Linked DNA regions of Homo sapiens: all the other regions are linked to region 1. The links are chromatin contacts, found by Hi-C or POLR2A ChIA-PET in ENCODE. All regions are on one chromosome and are shown on one strand. Each heading gives the region's core, a stretch centred on a gene start or an enhancer-like site at or near the end of the contact. The rest is flanking DNA. Distances are from core to core; before and after follow the strand shown. Region 1 holds the start of DHX40 (DEAH-box helicase 40). Region 2 holds the start of DGKE (diacylglycerol kinase epsilon). Region 3 holds the start of AKAP1 (A-kinase anchoring protein 1). Region 4 holds the start of BRIP1 (BRCA1 interacting DNA helicase 1).

The links. Hi-C counts contacts between places; a loop is a spot of excess contacts on that map. ChIA-PET counts read pairs that join two places held with the same protein, here RNA polymerase II (POLR2A). Pooled maps may share reads with other maps.
Region 2: a loop to region 1 is called in a map of B cell, with 18 times the contacts of the local background. The contact joins the promoter of DGKE here to the promoter of DHX40 in region 1. A Hi-C loop is called at or near these places in 2 of 168 maps with a recorded cell type or tissue (B cell and ascending aorta) and 4 of 50 pooled maps. POLR2A ChIA-PET finds 5 or more read pairs at or near these places in 1 of 52 experiments (T-cell).
Region 3: a loop to region 1 is called in a map of CD8-positive, alpha-beta T cell, with 6 times the contacts of the local background. The contact joins the promoter of AKAP1 here to the promoter of DHX40 in region 1. A Hi-C loop is called at or near these places in 2 of 168 maps with a recorded cell type or tissue (CD8-positive, alpha-beta T cell and naive thymus-derived CD4-positive, alpha-beta T cell) and 6 of 50 pooled maps.
Region 4: a pooled map shows a loop between it and region 1 (5-fold over the local background). The contact joins the promoter of BRIP1 here to the promoter of DHX40 in region 1. A Hi-C loop is called at or near these places in 5 of 50 pooled maps. POLR2A ChIA-PET finds 5 or more read pairs at or near these places in 2 of 52 experiments (A673 and B cell).

What each region holds. Positions count from the first base shown.
Region 1 is chr17:59,564,124-59,566,968 of GRCh38, forward strand. DHX40 (DEAH-box helicase 40) reads left to right here and starts at 1,487. Exons shown (of 18, transcript NM_024612.5): 1 at 1,487-1,660; 2 at 2,504-2,671. The coding sequence starts at 1,549. RefSeq lists enhancers at 1,168-1,710, 1,326-1,585 and a silencer at 1,996-2,125.
Region 2 is chr17:56,832,680-56,835,524 of GRCh38, forward strand. It overlaps DGKE (diacylglycerol kinase epsilon), which reads left to right and starts at 1,472. Exons shown (of 12, transcript NM_003647.3): 1 at 1,472-1,581; 2 at 2,099-2,580. The coding sequence starts at 2,117. It overlaps C17orf67 (chromosome 17 open reading frame 67), which reads right to left and starts at 1,241. Exons shown (of 8, transcript NM_001085430.4): 1 at 939-1,241; 2 at 219-663. RefSeq lists silencers at 469-763, 737-1,806 and enhancers at 1,131-1,728, 2,197-2,596, 2,328-2,845.
Region 3 is chr17:57,083,996-57,086,840 of GRCh38, forward strand. It overlaps AKAP1 (A-kinase anchoring protein 1), which reads left to right and starts at 1,251. Exons shown (of 11, transcript NM_003488.4): 1 at 1,251-1,403. AKAP1-DT (AKAP1 divergent transcript) reads right to left here and starts at 1,043. Exons shown (of 3, transcript NR_186437.1): 1 at 845-1,043. RefSeq lists enhancers at 708-787, 1,827-2,329 and silencers at 1,008-1,587, 1,628-1,927, 2,208-2,297.
Region 4 is chr17:61,862,041-61,864,885 of GRCh38, forward strand. BRIP1 (BRCA1 interacting DNA helicase 1) reads right to left here and starts at 1,488. Exons shown (of 20, transcript NM_032043.3): 1 at 1,244-1,488.

The sequences.
Region 1 (2,845 bases), core at 237-2,736:
CCAGATTGCTTCCTCTCATACCCAGGTTTTGAGATATAAAGTTGTTACAAAGTTCCAACTTATTTGGTATCATTCAAAATCTGATGAGCTTGCATTTTAAGAAGTGTTGATCAGTTCCATTTAAAAGCAGTTGGTATGAGTTCACTTTATTTTTTGAGGTGGAATCTCGCTCTGTTGCCCAGGCTGGAGTGCAGTGGCATGATCTTGGCTCACTGCAACCCCTGCCTCCTAGGTTCAAGCGATTCTCCTGCCTCAGCCTCCCGAGTAGCTGGGATTATAGGCGCGTGCTACCACACCCGGCTAATTTTTTTTATTTTTTTATTTTTAATAGAGACGGGGTTTCACCATATTGGCCAGGCCGGTCTCGAACTCCTGATCTCAAGTGATTCATCTGTCCTGGCCCCCCAAGGTGCTGGCATTACAGGCATGAGCCACCATGCATGGCCATGACTTCACTTCAAATGAGCACAGAAAAATCTGGGGGCCCAACAACCTTATGGTACATCTTTTGAAGCCTGGTCAGACAAGAGGGTCTTTAGGTGATGGTGAAGTGACAGTTTTGAGTTGTCTTCTTTGGTAGTAAGTGTTGGCTAATTCTAACAGCAGGAACAATTGAGGAGTCCAACAAACAATCTTGTTCACATTGCAATGATTTTGTTACAGTTGACACTAATTTAAAAATTGGCAGGCTCTAGACCAGAAAGACCTGCCCCCAAAGTACCTTTTCTGAAAAAGTTGCCCTGCCTCAGATGCTGTGTATCTGTTGAACTTTTCAGCTACTGTGGTTTCCAAGGAATGCACCTCTATCAAAAATGAGCTTAATTCCTAAGGAAGTCAATTATTATTCCTCCATTCCAGCAAAGTCAACAAATATTGACAGCCCACCTTGAATCACTGTGCTGGGCCCTGGATGTAGCAGTGTTTTAATATTTCGACTCTTGTGGGGGGGGGCTTTACAATCTAGCTGGGCAGAAGAGGAAACATGCAAATAAATTAAAATGCAGGGTCCTATGAGGGAAATGAACAGCCTTGGTGACCTAAGTTTTGATAATAACATAACTAAAAGTTCGGCTCCACAACTCAGTAGCTGTGTGCCTTGGACAGGTCATATCAGATTAGGAAAGGTGAGAATGAGTTGAGGAACGCAGCACTCTGGGATCATGGTTCCAGCTCCGGGCAGAGGGTTACATCGTGTCAAGTGTGTGAAGGCAGAATAGCCTGCAGAGACCACTGTGGCGTTGAAAAGAGGTGTCGTCGCGACCTTCGGCGCCGGAGAGGCGAAACAAGAGGGGGTCTTCGGGCCCTCAGGTATGGCTCAGCCGCCCAAGGCGAAGCGCACGTGGCAGTTGGCGGGAAATCCCTGGGGGGTGGAGCCTCGGCTCGAGGTCCGGCCGCCCCGTACCACGTCATCGAGCAGCTCCCCCTCCCCTTGCTACAAGTCGCACGCGCGGAAGTAAACACCTCTACGTCATCAGGGCGCGTCCTCGTCTTTCCCCTCCCATCTCCTCAGATCGGTGGACGTGCTCGCCTCCACTCGGGGCCAGGTCTATGTCCCGGTTTCCCGCAGTCGCGGGCAGGGCGCCAAGGCGGCAGGAGGAGGGTGAGCGGTCAAGAGACCTCCAGGAAGAGCGGCTCTCGGCTGTTTGCATCGCCGATAGAGGTGCGGTCCGCGGGACGGTACGGAAGCCAGCGGGAGTTACGGCGTGGGGGTTTTGGTGGGGGGATGAAAGTACGCCTTTGGCAGGCTGAGAAGAGTAGTGAGGAAGCCGTGGCGTTCTCCTGGCTTTCCAAGCCCGAGGCGAACTTTGCGTCCAATGAGCACTTTGCCTTAGAGGGGGGCGGTCCCAGATTCAAGTTAGGCGAAAACCTTACTGGGGGGCGAAAAAGTGAACCCCAACGCCCGAAATGCATTCTGTTCTTAAACAGGCTCATAGACCCTTTGTTCTCTACCCATTCATCCCCCCCACCCTTCGTCGGGCCGCCAGCCTGCCTTTGGGTACAGTATGAAGGGAGCCAGTTTCCAGGAGCCAGTTTCCATGGTTACCCACCACTTGGCCTTCTGGGATATCAGTCGCTCTGAACAGGGACCTAACTTGAACCATGAATCAGAAGCAAACACAGGTGGCTTCTAATCCAGCTGAGAATTTTCTGCTGTGTTCCAGTTTTTGGTCTATTGTTAAATAAAATTGAGTTTTGTGCTTCTGTGTAAGTATGCATGTGTATACGTTGCCTTGAGCTATACTTGCTTTGAAAAGTACTTTGAGTTATGCGTGAACAAATGCTCAAGTTGCTGGATTTCACCAAAAAGTTGTTCTGGGCTCATTAACCCTCACTTACAAATTGCGCTCATTAACGCTCACTTACATGAGCGATTTAACTGAGAAGTCATGGATGATCCCGTCCAGCCCTAAAATTCTATTGCCTTTCTGGTTTTAGTCATGAGAAATTGAGTCAGAGATATCTTTACAAGTCTTTTAATTGACTTGTTTTTCTGTTATTACAGAAGAGAAAGGATGCACGTCCCAGGAGGGAGGAACTACTCCAACTTTTCCTATTCAGAAACAAAGAAAAAAGATTATTCAAGCTGTGAGGGACAATTCATTCCTTATTGTTACTGGAAATACAGGAAGTGGTAAAACAACTCAACTCCCAAAATATCTATATGAAGCAGGTGATTTTTTTCTGTTGTAATAATTGGAAATATTTTAAAAATATCCTCTTTTTAAAGGCCAGTAGGACTTCTGTACTCCATGATTGCCCAGTATTTGCTTTATAGTCCCGCTTCTCTTGGCACACCCCCTTCCCCTATGTCTCCTTTGCTTCTTTATGGTCTATTTCAGGTTCA
Region 2 (2,845 bases), core at 222-2,721, 2.7 Mb before region 1:
TCACATTCCCTCCTCCTCCCTCTTAAACACCTAGTCACTTCTGCACAAAGTTCAGTTCCGTTCACGAGGTACCTTCTTCCCTATTACAATAGTATATTATTAAAATCTGCTTTACCACTTTTACTAGTGTCTAGCTTTATCTTCTACAGTTAATACAAATATACGCACATACACATGCATATATATGCACACATAATAATATATACATACACACATACACGTATATATACATCTATATGTGTATTCTTAATGAATGTTATGTCTTCTCTAATCGTTTGGAAGATATTATCAAGTATTTCTTTGCAGTTTTCCTATGATCTCTGCGTTTCTTTTCTGTTCCTTTGGTCCCTTGCTTCGGTGTGTGTTTTCTTTCCATCTTTTATGCTAGAGGAAGTCCGCAAGCAACAAGTGGTCCTCGGCTCCCACTCCTATGTATGTATGTAGTAGGAAGGAAGCCGCTGAGTGCAGCTGTGCGCGCCGGGGCGGTGCCTGTGCCTCTCTGGATTCCGTGTTTCTTCGGGGGTGCTGAGCAGCGGTGCTTCCGCGTCCGCGTTCTCCGGGTAGCTGATGTGCTGCAGGCTGCAGCCCGCGTGGTCGCGGCTCAGGTCCGTGTTGGGCTGGTAGGACTCCAGCGGGGAGCGAGCATTCCTCCGGAACCTGGGGCTGGACGACAGCAGCAGGAGGCGTGCTCCCATCTCCGGTAGTCCCCGGCTCCCGCTGCTCCCCTTTCTCCCCGGCCTCGGGCGCTGGCGGGCGCGGGCGAGGGGGTAGCGCAGGGGAGGCCCGCCCGCCACGGCAGGGGGCGGAAACCGCGGCCGGGCTCGGGGTCAGCGGCGACGAGCGGGCGGCTGCCCCGCTCGCCCTCGGCCTCCGCGCCCGCCCGCCGCTCCGCAGCGGAGGAGCCCTCAGGTTTGCGTTACTGCGGCCGCCACACCTACCTCAGCCCGCCGCGGCCAGGTCGGGCGGTGCCGCGCAGGCCGCCTCCCCCCCTCGCTTCCCAGTCGGCTTACGCATCCCCGGCGGCGGCGGCGCCGGCATCGGCTAGAGGTTCGGCTCAAGTCGGGGGCACTCGTGTCTGCGCCGAGCGGCGGGCGTGAGCGCGGCCCCTGGGCCCCGCGCGGCGCGGTGCTGCGAGGAGGATCCTCGTGGCCTTGCCCCGCCGGCGGCTTTCCAGAATTTTCTACGATTACGAAGTTTTGGCATTCAACCCTCCATCCTCTCAAACGCCCCACTGTTACTCCGCCCCCTTCCCCTAGGCCCCGCCCCCAGCCGCAGTGCCCTGCCTCTTCCATCCGTCTCCAGCCTCCTCCACGGCCCCGCCCCCTCAGGCCGGTCCGTCTCCCCTCCCACCTCACACCTCCGCCCCGCCCGTCAGCCCTGGCTCCGCCCAGCCACGGGGCTCGCCGCCACAGGCCCCGCCTCCAGCTCGCGGCCCCGCGCGCCGGATCGGCGTGCGTGCGGCTGGAGCCTTAAGCGTTTCCCCCGCCCGGCTTCATCCCTGCTGGCGGCCCAGCGTCGTTCTCCTCCTGCGCGAGGCGGCCAAGGCCTGCTGGCCCGGAGCCGCGCCTCCACCCGCGCGAGGTAGGGCTTCGAGGACCGGCGCGGCGCAGGTCTCCGGAGGCCTCCCGAGAGGGGCTAGGGTCGCCGGGCCGCGCGTGGGAGCGGGTGGGGCCCGGGAGGAGACGGCGCCCCGGAGGGGAGTGCGAGGCCTGGGCCGACGGTTACGGGCGCCGACCGGCGTTGCCTGGCCTGAACGCCCGGCCTTTCGGTGGAGGGCAGCTTGCCCCTGTATGTTGCGCCCTTCCGTGGGTCAGACCGGCGGCAAGGTGAGGCGGCGGCGGCAGCAGCAGCCGCCTTGGGCTCCTGGACGCGCTCCCGAGGTGGGGCGGGTTGGGGAGTGGGGATTGGAGCGTGATGGCTGGACGTCGCCTTCTCGGCGCGGCAGGTCCCGGGAGACGGGGGGACGAGGCGCAGTCCCGCCCTCGGGAGAGCGGAGCCACCTTCACTGAGGGCGCCCGGTTTGGCCCCGGAAAGGCAGGAAGGGGGCGGGGAAGGGATGGCGAGCTCGGGGTGCACCGCCTGTTTCTTTTCTGGTTAGGTATCGTCCTTGGAGAAGATGGAAGCGGAGAGGCGGCCGGCGCCGGGCTCGCCCTCCGAGGGCCTGTTTGCGGACGGGCACCTGATCTTGTGGACGCTGTGCTCGGTCCTGCTGCCGGTGTTCATCACCTTCTGGTGTAGCCTCCAGCGGTCGCGCCGGCAGCTGCACCGCAGGGACATCTTCCGCAAGAGCAAGCACGGGTGGCGCGACACGGACCTGTTCAGCCAGCCCACCTACTGCTGCGTGTGCGCGCAGCACATTCTGCAGGGCGCCTTCTGCGACTGCTGCGGGCTCCGCGTGGACGAGGGCTGCCTCAGGAAGGCCGACAAGCGCTTCCAGTGCAAGGAGATTATGCTCAAGAATGACACCAAGGTCCTGGACGCCATGCCCCACCACTGGATCCGGGGCAACGTGCCCCTGTGCAGTTACTGTATGGTTTGCAAGCAGCAGTGTGGCTGTCAACCCAAGCTTTGCGATTACAGGTATGGTCTTCGTGGACACTCACTGTCCCAGAATGCGCCGTGGGAATCAGGATTTCATAGAGTGGTGTAGAGGCCTGCTTTAATCTCTGCTGATGACCTAAACTCATTTTGAGGAAACAAGCTAATAAATAAACATCCCTGAGTTTGTGCAAGCGTGGCAGCTTTGCAGTAGTCATTTGCTGAGACGATGCATCCAGCCTCCACTCCTCAGCCAGCCTGCCCTTTTGGGTAATAAAACTTGGCTCCTAACGTTAATACAGAGGTT
Region 3 (2,845 bases), core at 1-2,500, 2.5 Mb before region 1:
GCGGGCGGATCACGACGTCAGGAGATCGAAACCATCCTAGCTAACACGGTGAAACCCCATCTCTACTAAAAATACAAAAAATTAGCCGGGCGTGGTGGCAGGCGCCTGTAGTCCCAGCTACTCGGGAGGCTGAGGCAGGAGAATGGCGTGAACCTGGGAGGCGGAGCTTGCAGTGAGCCGAGATCGTGCCACTGCACTCCAGCCTGGGCGACAGAGCAAGACTCCGTCTCACAAAAAAAAAAAAATAAAAAATAGGGCTCTTTTTCTTTCTTTCCTATGTCAGTTTCCTATTTGTTTCCTTCCTGACATCTACCACACCATGCAATTGGGATTCATATATATATGAATTTGACTTAAATCTCATTAGGTATAGTAAATGGCATCTGTCATTTAAACTTGCATTTGATCACTAGTGAAGATTAAGCATTTTCCCAAGTAATTGTTAGTTCTTAGCATGATCTATTTTCTATATTTTGGCCAAACAAATGTTCATTTAAAGTCACTTTGTTTTAAGGATGACAGCAGGGCTGGACAGCCAAAACCCTACCCTCTCCATTTATTTTGGAGGAATTTATTTTCCCAAGGTCCTGGCAGAGATAGTGACTCACCGTGACTATCTCTGCAAAAATCATTCCAAAACCCACACCAATTCAGAGAAAAGTGCTTCATTTCGATAACATCGACTTGTGAAAACGAGCAAGAAAGTTGCATTTGAGTGGTACCAGGTTTCACCATTATGCAGTTATCGAGCAATTATTAATGGCCAACCCAATTATACGCTACAAGGAAATGACGGTCACAGGGAAGCTCAAAGCCCCGAAGCGAGGGAAGCCCTGCTCCTCACCGGCCCCTCCGCCTTTTCCAGGGCGCTCTCCGTCCCGAGGCAGGAGATGGCCTGGTTGACCCTTCGAGACAAGGCGGCAAAACCGGTGCTGGGCTTGCGGGGCAGGGAATCAAGGTTCCTCCGGTTGCTGTACCGTCCCGCCCGGCCCCTCTCCCGGGCACCGGAGAGATGACGGCTCTCTCGCGAGAGCGCGAGCAAGACCCGGCTCCGGGCGGCGGCGGGATGTTAGCCCAGCGCTGTAGACCGCGCCCCCTCTGGCGCAGCTGGGAGAGGCGCGGCGGAGGCACTGCCGGGAGCGGCCGGCGGCGCGCACGCGCAGGTGAGCGGGGCGGGCTCGGGAGCGCGCGGGCACAAGGGCGAGGGGCGGGGCCTGCGTCGCGCTGCGGGCACGTCGCCGCGCGTCTTCAGTATTTAATGTCTCTGTGTTCCACCCGCCTGGGCTAGCACGTGGGGGAGCTGCGGAAGCGCGGCGCTGCGGGCCGGGCCGCGGGGCACAGCCGGGGGCCGGCGGCGGCGCGCGGACTCCGCATCCCGCACCCCGATGGTAGCCGAGGAGCTGGTAGGTCGGGGGCAGCTGCGCCGGGGACCCCCTGCCGGAGACCCGAAGGCGGCGGGGTCGGGGCGATGGGGAGCCTGAGGTGCAGGTGCAGGGTGCGACGCGCCCTCCAGGTACCCCGGGGGCGGGACGCTCCGGACGCAGAGGTGTCCTGGGGGCTCTCGGCCGCCGCGCGCTGTCAGGCAGGCCCATCTTTCCCTCCCTCGTCTGCGCCCCCTCTCGTCCTTCCCCGCCGGTTGTCTGCCCGCGGGCTCCTGACAGATCGCGTGTGCGCGGCTCTGGGCGGCGCTCTGCGGCCGCGCCGTCCTCCCCACGCGCGTCACTGTCCTCGGGGGCGGGGGGCGAGGGCGCGACGCCCGGGTCGCCTCTCTGCACCTCAACTTAACCGGAGCGTGCACACCCGCCTGCGAGGCTGACCCGAGCGCGTCCCACCCAAGGTCGCCCAGCCCCGCGGGCGTTTACTTTTCAAAGGTCGTGTGTACACAGTCTGAGCCGGAGCTGCCCCTTCACTTCTGGAGCCTCGCCCAACTTCTCACCCTCGGCTCGCCCGCCGGCGCAGCCCCTGGGAGTTCCGTGCGGCGAGCCAGGGGAACTGGGAAGATGGGCCGGGACATCGGCCGGTTGTGATCCAACCGTGTTTCGGGCTGAGGGACCGTTCGAACCGAATTGGGGTCTGGAGGTCGGAGGCTCAGGGGCGTCTCGGGGGGAATTTGCATTCGTAGCCCCTGCAGGCGTGTCCGGAGGGGTGGAGGCCGTCCAGCCTGGGGTGTCTGCCGACCTCACGCCCGGGGGCCCCGACGGTCACGTGTCCGGCCCCGCCTGCGGCCCAGGGCCCGGGGTCTGCGATCTGGAGGGACCGCGCCAGTTTTGGGGTTACGATGTGCTAGGAGAGGCAGTGGCTGGATGCCTCGAACGCGGGCTTTCTGGCGTTCAACTCTTTTGTGCCCTAGCTGAAGGTCTTCCTGTTTCCCTTCCAGGGAGGGATAGGAGAAGAAAGGTGCTGATCGTGGTAGGCGGTGCTGTGGCGACTCGGAACGGCATGGGAGCCCTGGGCGTTTCGGGATCTTCCTCTCCTGGGGGATGTCCTGGGTGGCGGCGCCTTCCTGCCGCCGTTAACACAAACCCGGTGGACTTCGCTCCAGGTGCGAGTCGAGGCCTCTCAAGCTGGGTAGGGTGTATGCGCAGGGCAATTAGTGAGGTTAACCTGGGTATCTTTCCCCTACTGTAGTGCGCGTTACTTCGTGTTTAGATTTGTCTCCAGTGAAATCTAGGCTGCTGGACCTGGTGCAACAGTATCTGTTAGTTACTGATCAAGGAACACCGTTCACAAAAAGCTATTAATTCTGGCAACTAGTAGCCTTACAAGCTCTTGTAACTGCTAAGTCCTTCCCAAATTAGTACCTTTTTTTTTTTTAACTCTTTATTTAGAAAGCAAAGCTTGGACT
Region 4 (2,845 bases), core at 238-2,737, 2.3 Mb after region 1:
CCCCTTTCTGCAGTCCTCCAGTTAGAAGAAAAAAGCTGTTGACCAGAAGTCAGGAAGCATAGGTTCTATACCAGGTTTTGGTATACTGCCTGGTATGTTATCTTTGACTCAGGTATGTTATCTTTGACATATCTTTTTACTTCTCTAGTCTAAGATCCTTACCTGTGATAACCCCTAATTTAATTTAAAGGCTGTTATAAGAAAGAGAATGCCTTGGCACATAGTAGGCACTCAAAAATGTTATTTGAAGATCAGTAGAGTATTATAGAAACAGGATGGGCTTTGGAGTAAGGCAATCCTAAGTTTGAATTCCACTGTGTGAATCACTTAACTTCTCAGAGCTTGTTTCTCCATATATGGAATTGAAATACTACTACTTACCTGACAGGGTTTTTATGAAAATTAGCCAGGGCAGAATGTACCTAACCCAGGATCTGATACAGATGAGGATCACTTTAATCCTCACCTCTTCTAAACCACTTTTCTTAACCTAGGATCCACGGATGTAATTCAGAGACAATGACCTCTTGAAATTGCAAGCATAAGTTTCTGTACATGATTGCATTTTTCTGAAGAAAAAGTCCATAGATTTCTCTTCCCGTAAATATATCTCAAGGAAATCAAAATAGCGGGGGAAATTACATGCACTGTTATTAAATAAGGAATTATTTGCAGTCGTGGGAAAAAATTGTAAATTCAACCTGGGGACGAAGAGATGGTTAAAATAGCAATTCAATAGATTATGAAGCCAATAATAACATTCACCACTGCTTGTGTGCTCCAAAAGAAGAACCATTATTCTAGGGTATTTTCCAGCTCTAACATTTTGCGATTCTATCTGTAAAGCTCTGAGAATGAGGTATGGTGGAATCTAACCTCTTAATATGAATCAACAACTCAACGCTGGCCTAGTTACTCAGATATAATCTAGAAATCAGCCCGTCCTGTACCCCGGCTGTGGCAACAATAGTGTCAAAATGGGGTAGCTTCCCCCAAACATTGCATAAAGGATAAACACACCCCTCTGCCTCCCGCCAAGAATTAACGCAGCGCCCGGGCTAAGAACAGGCCTGCGCTCAAAGGAGGTAAGGATAGGCTCCCTCCTCAGGTTTTCTGCCCCGTATCTCCCTCCTCCCCCAGCCAGTTGAGATCCCCGAGACCCTGGTGATCCAGTCACCACCCATGGGCCCGCAGGCTGTGCAGAAGAACTCAAGCCCTTTCCGTGGACTTCCCTCCGACTTGCCTGTCTGGAGGGAAACCGAAGCAACGCTCTGAGCTCCGATTCACTGAAGAAAAGGAAAGGAAACCGACTTCTGAGAGCAAATAAAGCGGAGCCCTGGAAGAGAAGAAAGGGCACGAGCCCTTCCTCCTCCCTCTTCCTGGGGGTGCTGCTACTTCCCCGGCCTTGTGTGCAGGACTGGGGCCGCCGTTACCTTTCCTCGACCCACCAGACCCCTCAACCACACAACCCGAGACGAATTCCCGCCTCCCGCCCCCTCGACTCCCAGCGCCCAATAGCCCAGCGAGCTCGACCAATCACCCGCCAAGGCCAGGAATCAACCAGTCCCGGTGCGAGGTGAGGGGGCGAGAACTTCGGCATCCAATGGAAGTCTCCGAAAAAAAAAAAAAAAAACAAGGGCTCAAGGTACGCGGCGGAAGGTTGTCGCCACTCCAGCAAATCCCTAGTGTTTGTTTAAAGTAGAAAGTCGTCTCAGTTTGACTTTTGAAACCGGCGATAGAGTCTATGCAGCAAATTCCTTGGAAACTGGAAGTCTCATTCTTCACGTCCGTAGACCAGCGGAAAGGAAGTATCTTTAAGCTTTGCCAAGTTCTTTGAGCATTTATCAGTGCCACTCAATTTAAATTACCCAGCTTTGCAGTAGCCAGGATAGCGAAGACTCAGGCGGGAATTGCCAGACTGCTGAGCCAAACTTAAGTAAGAAGGCTCTGTGACATCGGGCTACAATCTATCTTTCATAATATTCAAGGCTTTCCCGGATGCTAAAATAAGCCAGAGACAAGCTCTCAGGGTCTCCAGTATCAGATCACTTCTACTTCCATTAAGGCTTATCCGCCTTCCATCCCTCCTAAGACCAGTTTATTATTTGCCAGTAGTACTTTAATTTACTCAAAGAAAAGGAGGTTCATCATGATCTTGCCAAATCATGTTATTTTTTTAAAAAATCTGTATAACCTAAACTTGGCTCAAATAATAATGTCTCCAAAAGGCAAAACCTCATACTGTTTCTCAAATTCAAGTAACTAGTTTGGGGAAGGAGTTTGCTGGGAAGAAAGAGCAGGAGGGGGCTAGTTGATTTGTTTGCCTCATTGTCAATTGTGATATATCTTACCAAAAATGACAAAACTTGTAGTCATAAAAATAAACTCTACCCTTTGACCTAGTAATCTGAGCTCCAGATATTTATCCTAAAGACGTAATCTAAACGAAAGAAAATGTGATACCGCAATTGACAATAATATCTATTGGTAATACTGAAAAAAATTATGAACTTCCCAGTCTAGTAATATGGAGGTGGTTATGACAGATGAATTCAATACATTATGAAGCCAATAAACTTATAAAAATTAAACTTGCAAGAAAAAATCCCATATAAGGTTAAGTGAAAAAAGGCAAAGCAAACCCCAAACTGGGTGTTAGGGATTCAGTAATGTGAAAATACATATGAATGAGCAAAGATGAAGTAATTTACTGTTAAGACAATGAAAGGAAGGATAATGTTTAAAAATAAATCCTTAAAAATACCTTCAAATTGTCATTTCTCTTTTATAATTTTTAAAACATCAACTCTTGGCCGGGCGCAGTGGCTCACGCCTGTAATCCCAG